2 separate regions of the Homo sapiens genome follow, and region 2 is linked to region 1. Evidence: read pairs that join two places in POLR2A ChIA-PET (ENCODE). Cell type or tissue: MCF 10A. All regions are shown on one strand. Each heading gives the region's core, and the rest is flanking DNA. Links, peaks and the distances in the headings are about the cores only.

Region 1 (5,378 bases), core at 200-5,199:
TTTATCTGGAAGAGTAAATGAGTATAAATTGCCAAGAACTCACTTAAAAAGGAATTTAATTAGTAAAGTCTTGCCAAAAATAAAAATTAAAACATATTCCGAAACTAGAGTAATTATAGAATGTGGTACTAGCAACTGGTTTAGGAATAAAGAAAAGGATCAAGGAAACAGAAGAGGCTAGAAACATATGATAGATATGAATTTAACATAAGATAAAGGTGGCACTTCACAACAGGAGACAAAGAATGCACCAGTGAATAAATTATTTTTAAGACCACTAACCATGCATTTGGAAAAAATTATACCCCTCACACCAGAAAAGTAAATTTCGGGTGACATAAGGAGCTAAAATTTAAAAATACAAAAAAGTTCTAGAGAAAATATGTATGTAATTACATAATTTGGGGTTAAGGAAGACAATCTAGGAAAAGAAAAACACCCTGCTGCTTATGATCCAAGACCCACGTCATTTTCAATTCCACACAGCTGTAAAGCAGCGGCTCTCCTATCAGTTTTTCCACTGGAATCACCTGGAACCCTGGTGAAAAACAGATTTTGAAGCCTCATCCCAAACCTGCTGAATCACCTCCTCAGGTGGTTTTGATGCCTCGCCATGTTTTGGAGGCCTCTGGTCTAGGGTCAATGCCACAGTGGGGAGGAGGTAAGAGAATGCAGGTGGTAAAACTACCATAGCCTTGACAGCGATGAAACCCCCCAGGTGCTAGTCACACAAAGGCTTACCTTTTGTAAAGTCCCCTGGGAACTAGTTTCCTATTTATTCAAGTCAGCTGTATTAAATAATACCCTCCCTAACCAAAAACGCCAAAACCACAAAACTTCCTAAGTTACATGGTGTGTTGCAGCATGGCAAAAATACATCCTGATCAGTTTGCATTTGGTGTTGCATCAAATTATGGCATAGCCCACAATGCTTAAACATCCATCAACAGTGGCTCTCAACCTAGGCTGCTTTTAGGAACCATCCAGGAAGCTTTGAAAAGTAATACAGTTGTGTCTGAATCCTTTTGGTCTAGGATGGTGCCCAAGGGTTGTCATTTTTAAAAAGCACTACGGGTGAATTTTAGCTGGATAAAGACCATTGGCTATATGTCAGAAACAACTTCTGCTCCTTGGAGTTCAATATCATTTTTTTTTTTTTTGAGATGGAGTCTCACTCTGTTGCCCAAGCTGGAGGGCAATGGCACGATCACAGTTCACTGCAACCTCCGGCTCCCAGGTTCAAGTGATTCTCCTGCCTCAGCCTCTCGAGCAGCTGGGATTACAGGCATGCGCCACCATGCCCGGCCAATTTTGTATTTTTAGTAGAGATGGGGTTTCACCATGTTGGTCAGGCTGGTTTCAAACTCCTGACCTCAGGTGATCCGCCCACCTAGGCCTCCCAAAGTGCTGGGATTATAGGCGTGAGCCACCGCACGCAGCCGAGTTCAATATCTTAATGAGACACAAAAGCTTAAAGGGTCTAACACAAGGCAGAACATGATGCATGAGGTAAGAACATTTCAAACTAGGTGCCATGGACATATGGAAGAGGAAGGTGACTATCTGGGAAGGCTTGGGGGTCCAGGGGAGGGAATTTTGTTGAGCCTAGATCTAGAAACTGATCTAAGACTTGGACATGATGGAAGGACACCCAGGCAAGGGGAAAAAAGGGGATCATTTGAAACCTTATTAATAGTAATTATTAATTAGTAATTATTTCATTTTCCTCCCATAACTTCCCATATAAACATCTTAGGTATATATGCATATGCCTCCTATATTTTTTCTATTTGCAATTATAATTTTCTAATGATTTTGTCATACTGCATATGAAATGGATATAATTATGTCTTTAGCTTCTAGACAAGGCTGTGATTCCTCTAGCTCAGGGTTAAGGCAGAAAAGGGTGTCTTTCCTCCACTCCCAGTAATGCACTATTAGCAATCTACCATATAAAAAAGGGTAAACTGAACCCACTCTATTCAGAAAATTTCAACTCACAAACCTTCTTTAAATTACCCAGCGAGTTAGGGAGGAGGATGATGAGAAATCATCCTCATCCTTGCCAAGAATTTTTTCAAATAAGCAAACTATCCTGCCCAAATTCAGTGAATGCATTACTAATTAATTTCGTTCTGTGATGTCTGTTCTACATGATGATGATATAACTTTCTGCAAAACAAAAACTGAGGCACTCTACATCTGCCATCCATCCCTCCCCAAACTAGGAGATATGAAAGTTTGAGGCTGAGCAGGTCAAGCAGGGATGTGTCTGTTTTCTTGAACCATTTCTAACCTTACTCAATTATTTCCAACTGAAGCATTTCCTTAACAGGCAACATGCAACTCTTTCAAAGACAATCTATTAAAAGACTGGAGAGAAATGATATCATTTCCCTAAAATTTAGTGAGCCAGGACTTGAACAGGTTTGTTAGAAAAACACTAATGCGGTAACTCTATTATTGCCTCTAACTTTAGGGCGATGTGGTAGTCAGAAAGGAGGGGTGGCTAGAACAGAGCCTCAGCCACAACCAGGTTGTGGTGCGTTACATAGTCCCAATGGTGGTATCTAAGGCATTTTATAATTTTCTTATTAATTGTCAATACATCACCACTTGAATGAAAAGAGAATGGAAGCTATTCTTACTTCATTTTTTAACAAATGAAACTGAAGTACAGTTAAGTAATTTGTTCTACTCAGTTCCAGGAAACAATGTGGGGAGGAGGGCCTCCTTCCCTGATCACCAGGCAGGCTCCTGCCTTTCCTCAGGGTGGAAGAGATCCACTGCTGCTGTCTGCTGACTCACCTTCACACTCCAGCTAGAGGATACACTGACTCACAGTTTCATTACCTTCTATTCACCATGACTGTAGTCGTAGACACTCAGAAATGGGAGTTCCAAGAACTGAGCAGGAGAAGGAAAAGAATGTAGATGAAATTGAAAAGGATAAAGGGTACAGCCTCTATCATTGAATAAACCAGAAAAGACACAGGAGAATGTAGTGTCTGCCCTCAGAGACTACATGCATTACTGAGAGGAAAGTGGGGAGAGGAGGCCTGATCCACAGCTAACCATAATTCCCCAATATGAACTGCCAGATAACCAGGGAATGTCGAGAGTGTACAGGAATGTGGGAAGGCCAAAGGGAAAGATGGTGAATTCTGAAAAATATAAAGAAATGTAAATTATCTCTGATCTCAAGAGGCTTACAGTCTACTTGGGCTGTAAGAGACTGTGTGAAAACAGATAACAATGCAAGATGACATAGTTTAGTCACAAATAAATAACTCTATGGTAAGGGCCACAATTTGGAGAAGGGAATGATCTCCACGAGTTAAATCAGAGGCTTCCAGGAAATGAGTCTTTATTTGTTGTTGTTGTTGTTTGTTTGGTTGGTTGGTTTTTTGTTTTTTGTCTTTTTTGAGACGGAGTCTCGCTCTGTCACCCAGGCTGGCGTGCAGTGGCGCGATCTCGGCTCAATGCAAGCTCCGCCTCCCAGGTTCACGCCATTCTCCAGCCTCAGCCTCCAGAGTAGCTGGGACTACAGGCGTCCACCACCACGCCCAGCTAATTTTTTTGTGTATTTTTAGTAGACACAGGGTTTCACCGTGTTAGCCAGGATGGTCTCGATCTCCCGACCTCGTGATCGGCCCACCTCGGCCTCCCAAAGTGCTGGGATTACAGGTGTGAGCCACCGCACCCGGCCTTACTTGGTTTTTTAAGGATTCAGATGAACAGGAAAAAAGGGAAGGGAAATCTAGTCACAGGAAATGGCCTGACCAAGGAGTGTATTCTAGGCAGACTATAAAACATAAACCTGAGAATAAGTTCATTCGTTCATTCAATCAATATTTAGTGAAAATCCACTGTGTACAAGCACTGTGCTAGGAGCTAATAGCAGGAACAAGGCATGTAGGCTGCCCTCACGGAATTTATTTGAGAAGGACTACTGGAAAATAGAGTTGGATAAATGCAACCAGTAATTGGTTTAATTTAGACCGTAATGCATTTTGGTCTTTAGACTGTTCCCAGTAGGAACTGAGAGTTTTTGAGGAAGAGTGACAGATGCAAAGCCGTGTTACTAGAAGATGATTGCGCTGATGCTATTTCTGTGAATTACCGGGGGATAAGAGTGAAGACCACTTAAGAAACGCTTATAATGTTCCCAGTGTAAGACAATGCACATCCAAACTAGGGTGGCCACTGTGAAAAGGAAGGGGGAGTCCTGTGAAGATATACTCACAGGACGTTGGAAATGGCAGGAGCAAGGCAGGGATGGGAACAACAGACAAAGACACTACTGTCTCCAGCATAGATGCCTGGGGGAATTCTAAAAGGAAAACCAGGTAGGAGTAAAAGGTAAGGTGCAGTTCTCCAGCGCCAGGACTGGAGTGTTCTGAAGGCTGGGCTCTTTTCAATGCCCTTCTCTATTTTCATGCTATTGATCGTCCCCATTCTGGATCTCTTTCTTCCTCTCTGGCCTGACAAAATCTGTTCTCACCCTCTTTAGGAGAAGGTTTGATAGACTAGTTCAGAGGGATCAGTAATGGGAGAAAGTATAGCATGGACAGCAGCCGTGGAAGAGGCACCCCGGGTTGATAGGTTTTCCAAGCATGCTGTCGGCAACAGCCTATTCTGTGCATCTCCTTAAGGATAGCTGGACTCCCTCCAGAATTGTCCAGGAGAAAAGTTTCCCTCGATTCCACTTGGAAGAATCGCTCTTTAATTTTTGGTTGAGCAGGATAATTAGAGATGATTGAGTCGCATATCTGAAAGCTTGGGATATTTGGCACGTCCCTAACCTTGGAAGATGATATCCTGGAGGGCGGCCATCACACTTCCTCTGGGGAAGTGTCCCTGTGCCGTAGTGCTTTGCAATCATCTAGAGACCTTGTTAAAACACAGATCTGCAATCAGGTGTGGGTGGGACCTGAAGTTCTGCATTTCTAATAATATCCCAGGGATGCCCACGCTATTAGTCCGTGGACCCACAACCTAAATACGCATGTGTCTAGAAGCAAACAGCTCCTCTTCTAAGCAGACCTTAGATTCAGATGACCAGGAGTTTAAATCCCCTCTCTGCCACTTTTCAGATGGGTAACCTTAAACACGGTACCTAACTCATTTTCCTCATCTGTAAACCAAGGAAAATACTAATATGTACTTTAAAGTAGATACAAATGCTGGATGATATAGAAGTGGTTTCTTAGTAATCGCTAGTTCCAATAGCAGATTCTCTTCTATTCAACAGTGTGTTAAACTGTTAAATTCACGGAAGCATACCCAGCCCCCCTCAAAGGCTCTAAGGTCTGCAGAAGGAATTACCAAGAAAGCAAAGCACAGAACTCCCTCAGAAACTGGAGGAGCCATTGAAA
Region 2 (5,378 bases), core at 86-5,085, 180 kb before region 1:
AGACTGTCTTCTGCAGGCTCTAAGGTTCCACTGGGGCCAGCCAGACCCCACTCTTCTCCTCGCAGGCCTCCTCCAGCCCCATCCTGAATCGCAGGGGTGCGATCAAGACCCCTTTTTAGCTACACGCAGAAGTCTGGGTCCCAGATCCGGACTTACGTATTGCTGAATTTCAGAGGTAGTTGCTTCTGGGTCTTCTCCTCGTAACGCTTTGCTAAGAGGCTTAGGAATTCAGTTTTGAAGACAGATTCAAGCAAACTGTCATACTCTTGCTCATGGAGAATAAAAATGTCATCCTGCATAGTACTGTAAAGAGATTGGACAAACACACTTGGTGAAAGCTGTGCTTCTGTTTACTCTATTGTTTTTTTTTTCTTCCATTTTAAAAATCCTGCAAGATAGTGCTAAGATTTTACAGTCTTTCTTTCTATAAGTAATAATCTTTCAAACAAAACCAACAACAATGAATTACATAATGAAATTGCTGAAATCTGCTTTCAAAGAAGGTTTATAGTCCAACAAAAGCATGATCAAAGTACTTTTTCCACATGATTTTTACAATCAGGAACTTAAGGACAATTTAGCCCATATTAAAAAAAAATCCATTTTCAAGTCCAACTTGTGTTTTTAAGATCATAAAAATCCAGAAAGTTATGAATAGAATGCAGTTGAAAAGGGATGACTCTACATTTAAGTTCCAAGTTAGTATAATTTATGATATGGTTATAGCTATTGTAGTAAATTTGAACTTGAAGAATCATAAGCTCGGTTCTCAAGAGGGAAGCCAATATCCTGGACTTCAAGGTACTTATTAAGAACCTTCTGGCAAACAGTGCTCTGTGGACACTGTAGGCCAGGAGCTACTAGAACGTACAGACACATCCAAGTTCAGAAATGCGAAGGCCAGAATGGACAAACAGCAAACAAGCAAAAATCATCACCTTCAAGCTAATGAATTTTGTCAGACAAGGAAAGAACACACCTTTGCGGGAACTGCATGTTTGGACAGGGTGGGATTGTGGAGAAATTTATGCCTGGAGGGGAGCAGGTGTTACAAGCTATAGGGTGATGGCAGAGAGACGCTGAGGCAGACCCAGCTCCGAGGAAACGCTTGCTGGTCAGGGGAGGTTGATGAGACAAAGTTCCATCTTCAAGCCTGGCTAGGCTTGGTAGAAAGCAACAACATGTATGTAATTGAGAATTTGCATTCCCTGTTAGATTTATCACTCAGGTGAATGGGGCCACCACCCCAAAGACTATAATATATAAGTTTACGAGTATCTCCAAGTACCACTGCCAAATACCAAAGACAACCCTTTGAAGAATGAGATTTCGTTAGGGATTGTAAGCATTTTCCCAGGCATTAGAAACAAATTAGGCAAACCTGCTTCAGTGAATTGACCATGGTAACATTTTATTCTCTCCAAGTGCCACAGACACGGTTCTTTGTATATCCAGAGCCCTGCAGCATCACTCAGGAGCTCTGCTCTGCTCTCAGAGCACCTGGTGTCACTGCACCAGTGGGATTACTGTGGCTGTGACAAAGCCAGATGATGAGGCAAGGGGATCACAAGAGGACTGAGCTGTGGAGAATCTTTGAGACCCTGGATCCTTCTTCCATGTAAAATCTGATCCATTTAGAAGGAAACTCCTGTGGTATCCCTGTTCAGCCCCATTCACAGGTCAAGGTAGGGGTTGGGCCCTTCTTGGAATGACAGGGCTCCCTTGGGCAGAGAATCTTGGGGGACTATCTCAGGCTTGTCAGGAACCTTCTCTCCAGACTGAGACAGGGAGCTAGTGACCCAGAGGTGATGGAGCCAGTAGCTGTAGCCACAGCCTCTACCTTGGTCTGATGTTGAAACTCATTCACCAATGTGCTAGTATTAAGAAGTGTGGCCTTAAGGAGGTGATTAAGTTACAAGGAAGAGGTCCTCATGAATTGGATTAGTGACCTTACAGAAGAGGTATGACAGAGTGGTTTGCCCTTTCTGTCATTCTCCCATGTGAGGACACAACAAGAGGCGCCATCTATAAAGAAAAGACTGGGCCTTCACCAGACACCACATCTGCCTGCACCTTGACCTTGGACTTCCCGGTCTCTAGAACTGTAAAAATTAAATTCTTACTGTTTACATATTACCCACTTTCAGTCCTCCTACAGGAAAGGGGCTTGGTAATCCACAGGAGAAAAAGAGGTCGAAGGAACCACAGCACAATTGGATAGGAAGGCGTAGAATGGCAGTACGCGCAAACCATGGGGGTGGGGCGGGGCGGTGAATGGAGTTCACTGGAAGCAAGAGGCCAGTGTCAGGGGAAAGGAGCTTGGTCCTTTCATGGCCAGCTTACTGAAGAGCAGCCAAAGAGTTTCCCTTGGACGTAAAGTCAGAACCCTTTACAGTGTTTTTTGGACAAATAATAGCCATTTGGGTGGAACACTTGGTCATTATCATTACCTCAGATGTTTGTTTTCAGACATCCACACATCATAGCCATGCTTCTTGCCCACTCCTGTGATAGTTGGGATCAAGGATAAACCCTGACAAGCAGTGGTTTAAACAATAGACGGTTTTCATCTCCGTCACTCAACAGCTCATGCAAAGGCAATTCAGGGCCAACGTGCCAGTTCCATAGTGCCTGGGAACAAACACCTCCTACTTACCTTTAAAGGTACAGCCAGCAATCTAAAACCCCAAAAAGCACTTATGAAAAGCTGCTCAAAAGAGCTCTTCCAAGTCATTTTGAATTAATAAAGTCTAAGCCTCCTGGCACCCTAGCCCAGGTGTAAGAACCCGGCTGCATTAGGTAGAGTGCATGCAAAAGACCAGAGTAAAACAAGAAGCTCCACTTTTTGGCCTTTGGGGTGAGGAATGAAACGCCTTCCTGTTTTGGTTGTTTGCTCAAAGCTTTCTTTGGCATGTCTGGTCATGCCTGGTGGCCTGGCTGAACTGTGGCAGGATGGTGATTATTCAACAGGGCTAAATGAGCCCAACACAAGTCACCTTGAGTGGTTTAATGGGCTTAGATTTATTAGGAGTTTCATTACTATTATAACGAAAAAAGCAAGCAGGCCAAAACTTCAAGGTCAATTATCAGCATGAATCTAGAAATGAGAAGAGATGTGTTTGGACACTTTGACTTTAACCAACAACTCCAAAATCCCCTCCCTTCAATGATCCAGGCATTGGAGCTAGGCAGACCACCTTCACCCAGGCCAGGGTCTCAGCTCATTCTGCTCTCCTTAGCCCACGCTCCTGAACCTGAAAACAAAGCTTTCGTGTTTATTTATTCTAAAAAGTCAGACTTATCTTTGGACTTCACCCCTGACTTATTCCTATGCTGCAATTCCTTACAGATGTTTGACGCTGTAAGCTGTGTTGAAAGACCTCTTCCTAGTCTCTGGTTTGGATCTGCCCTTGTTTTTTTATTCCTCTGTCTTTGCGGCTTACTGTTGTATTGCTGAAAACACTAGAAAATCTGTTTTACTCTCTTCACCAATATATCTTTTCACAGAAATGTTAGTTACAAAACACCAAGGAAAGTCCTGAAGGAGTTTTGTTTTTTTTTTTTAAAGCTGAAAAGGCAATTTCCAAGGATAGCCCTGCCTTTATTTAAGCTTTTATAAAAGTCTTTCCTGATTATGAAATATATGCTGCTTTTAGGAAACTGGAAGATACGGAGGCGAATCAAGAAGAAAATAAACCTTGCCCAGAATTCTACCACTCAGAGAAACCAGTGGCACCAGTTTCAGAACCTTCTTAACTTCTCTGAGAAAGCCCGGACGCAGATGCAGGCCTCAGCAGTGACGTGTCCAGCTCAAAGAAGCTTCACCTGACCCGCAGATGCAAAGACCCACTCTCCTCTCTTGTGTCCCAGGAATATCCTTTAAATCACGCTGGGAACACTTATAGTAAGGCACATGTTTACTCAGCTGTCTGTTCCCCCTTCCAGAATGAGAGGAGCTTCCTGAGGCAGTGACTGTGCCTCATCCACCTTCGAATACCAGGGCTCAGCACCAGGTAGGTGCTCAATCCCATGATGTTGACAACTTCCAGGTTCCCAATGCTTACAGACCATAGCAAGTCAAGATGCCAGTAATGCTTCAGGTCAGCAGGACAGGCAGTGAAGCGGGCTGTTTTTATTGCCAGAAAGTTTAGGGGATTCAGGCAAGGAGACATTCTGGGCAAGAATGTTGTGACCAGGGAGCTGGAGCCTCTGTCTAAAAGCACCGTCTTACGGGTTGTTTTTCCAATTGGAGATAAGTACTGGAAAATCTATTAACCCAGACAGACAGCCACACAACTTTTGGTCTCATCCTTCTGGTGATCAGCCACCAGAATGAGAAGAAAAATGAGAAGCCTCATCAGAGACCCCCAAATAAGAGCTTCCATGGCACCGAACTCAACACCTACAATAGCAAAGCCAAGAACATGGGTCATTACACCTGTGGTCACCCTTCCTGCAATTGAGTTTTTCAAATAAGAGTGGGGCCAGGCCAGTACTTGAACAAGAAGCAACTCTGGGAGGATCCTTCAAAAACCCAGGCATGGCCTTCTGCCAGCAGCCACCATACACTCAGAAATCCCGTGTCTCAACTCTGTATTGGTGTGTCACCTCCTGACACTCTTCCCGAGTCTCCAATGAAGCCAGAAATGCAAGCGTCAGTGTTTCACTTTAATTTTTATTTATTTATTTATTTTGAGACGGAGTCTCGCTCTGTTGCCCAGGCTGGAGTGCAGTGGTGTGATCTTGGCTCACTGCACCCTCCGCCTCCTGGGCTCAAGCGATTCTCCTGCCGCAGCCTCCTAAGTAGCTGGGATTACAGGCACACACCACCATGCTCAACTAATTTTTTTGTATTTTTAGTAGAGAGGGGGTTTCATCATGTTGGCCAGGCTGGTCTTGAACGCCTGACCTCAAGCAATCGGCTCGCCTCGGCCTCCCAAAGTGCTGGGATTACAGGTGTGAGCCACCACACCCAGCCTAATTTTTATTTAAATAAGGATTTTTCCTGATCAAATTATCCTGGAGTCCCTTTGACAAACTATTGTCTTAATATCTCTCTGAGCTATTGGCCCTATTTCTACCTGTTGGGATCCTATTTTTTCTTGTAAATGAAAACTTCAAAAAAATTTTTAACCGTAACTCAACTAGACATATATCTGTATGTTTAGAAAAGATAAAGACTTCTAAAAATTTAACATCTACTGGAGGATTAGAAAAACATTTTATTATGGAAAATTCTAAATTGTAAACAAGTAGGATAGTAGGGCCAGGTGCAGTGGCTCATGCCTGTAATCCTAGCACTTTGGGAGGCGAGGTGGGTAGATCCCATGAGCCCAGGAATTGGAGACCAGCCTGGGTAACATGGGGAAACCGTGTCT

Evidence for each region. Peaks named below come from ENCODE experiments on the same cell type or tissue, not always from the same donor. Only the 100,000 strongest peaks of a DNase experiment are listed, where the experiment ranks them.
Region 2: POLR2A ChIA-PET joins it to region 1 with 5 read pairs; 2 of 35 experiments call an interaction of 5 or more read pairs at or near these places.

The regions. Positions count from the first base shown.
Region 1 is chr15:59,347,490-59,352,867 of GRCh38, forward strand. The region is part of intron 1 of MYO1E (myosin IE); the gene reads right to left. Among named protein-coding and RNA genes, the nearest start is that of MYO1E, 23 kb to the right of the region's middle. In MCF 10A, for the core only: no CTCF peak of the experiment used is centred there; a DNase peak (open chromatin) is centred at 2,812.
Region 2 is chr15:59,163,001-59,168,378 of GRCh38, forward strand. It overlaps MYO1E (myosin IE), which reads right to left. Exons shown (of 28, transcript NM_004998.4): 23 at 157-303. Among named protein-coding and RNA genes, the nearest start is that of MIR2116, 5.6 kb to the right of the region's middle. RefSeq lists an enhancer at 2,912-2,961. In MCF 10A, for the core only: no CTCF peak of the experiment used is centred there; a DNase peak (open chromatin) is centred at 2,911.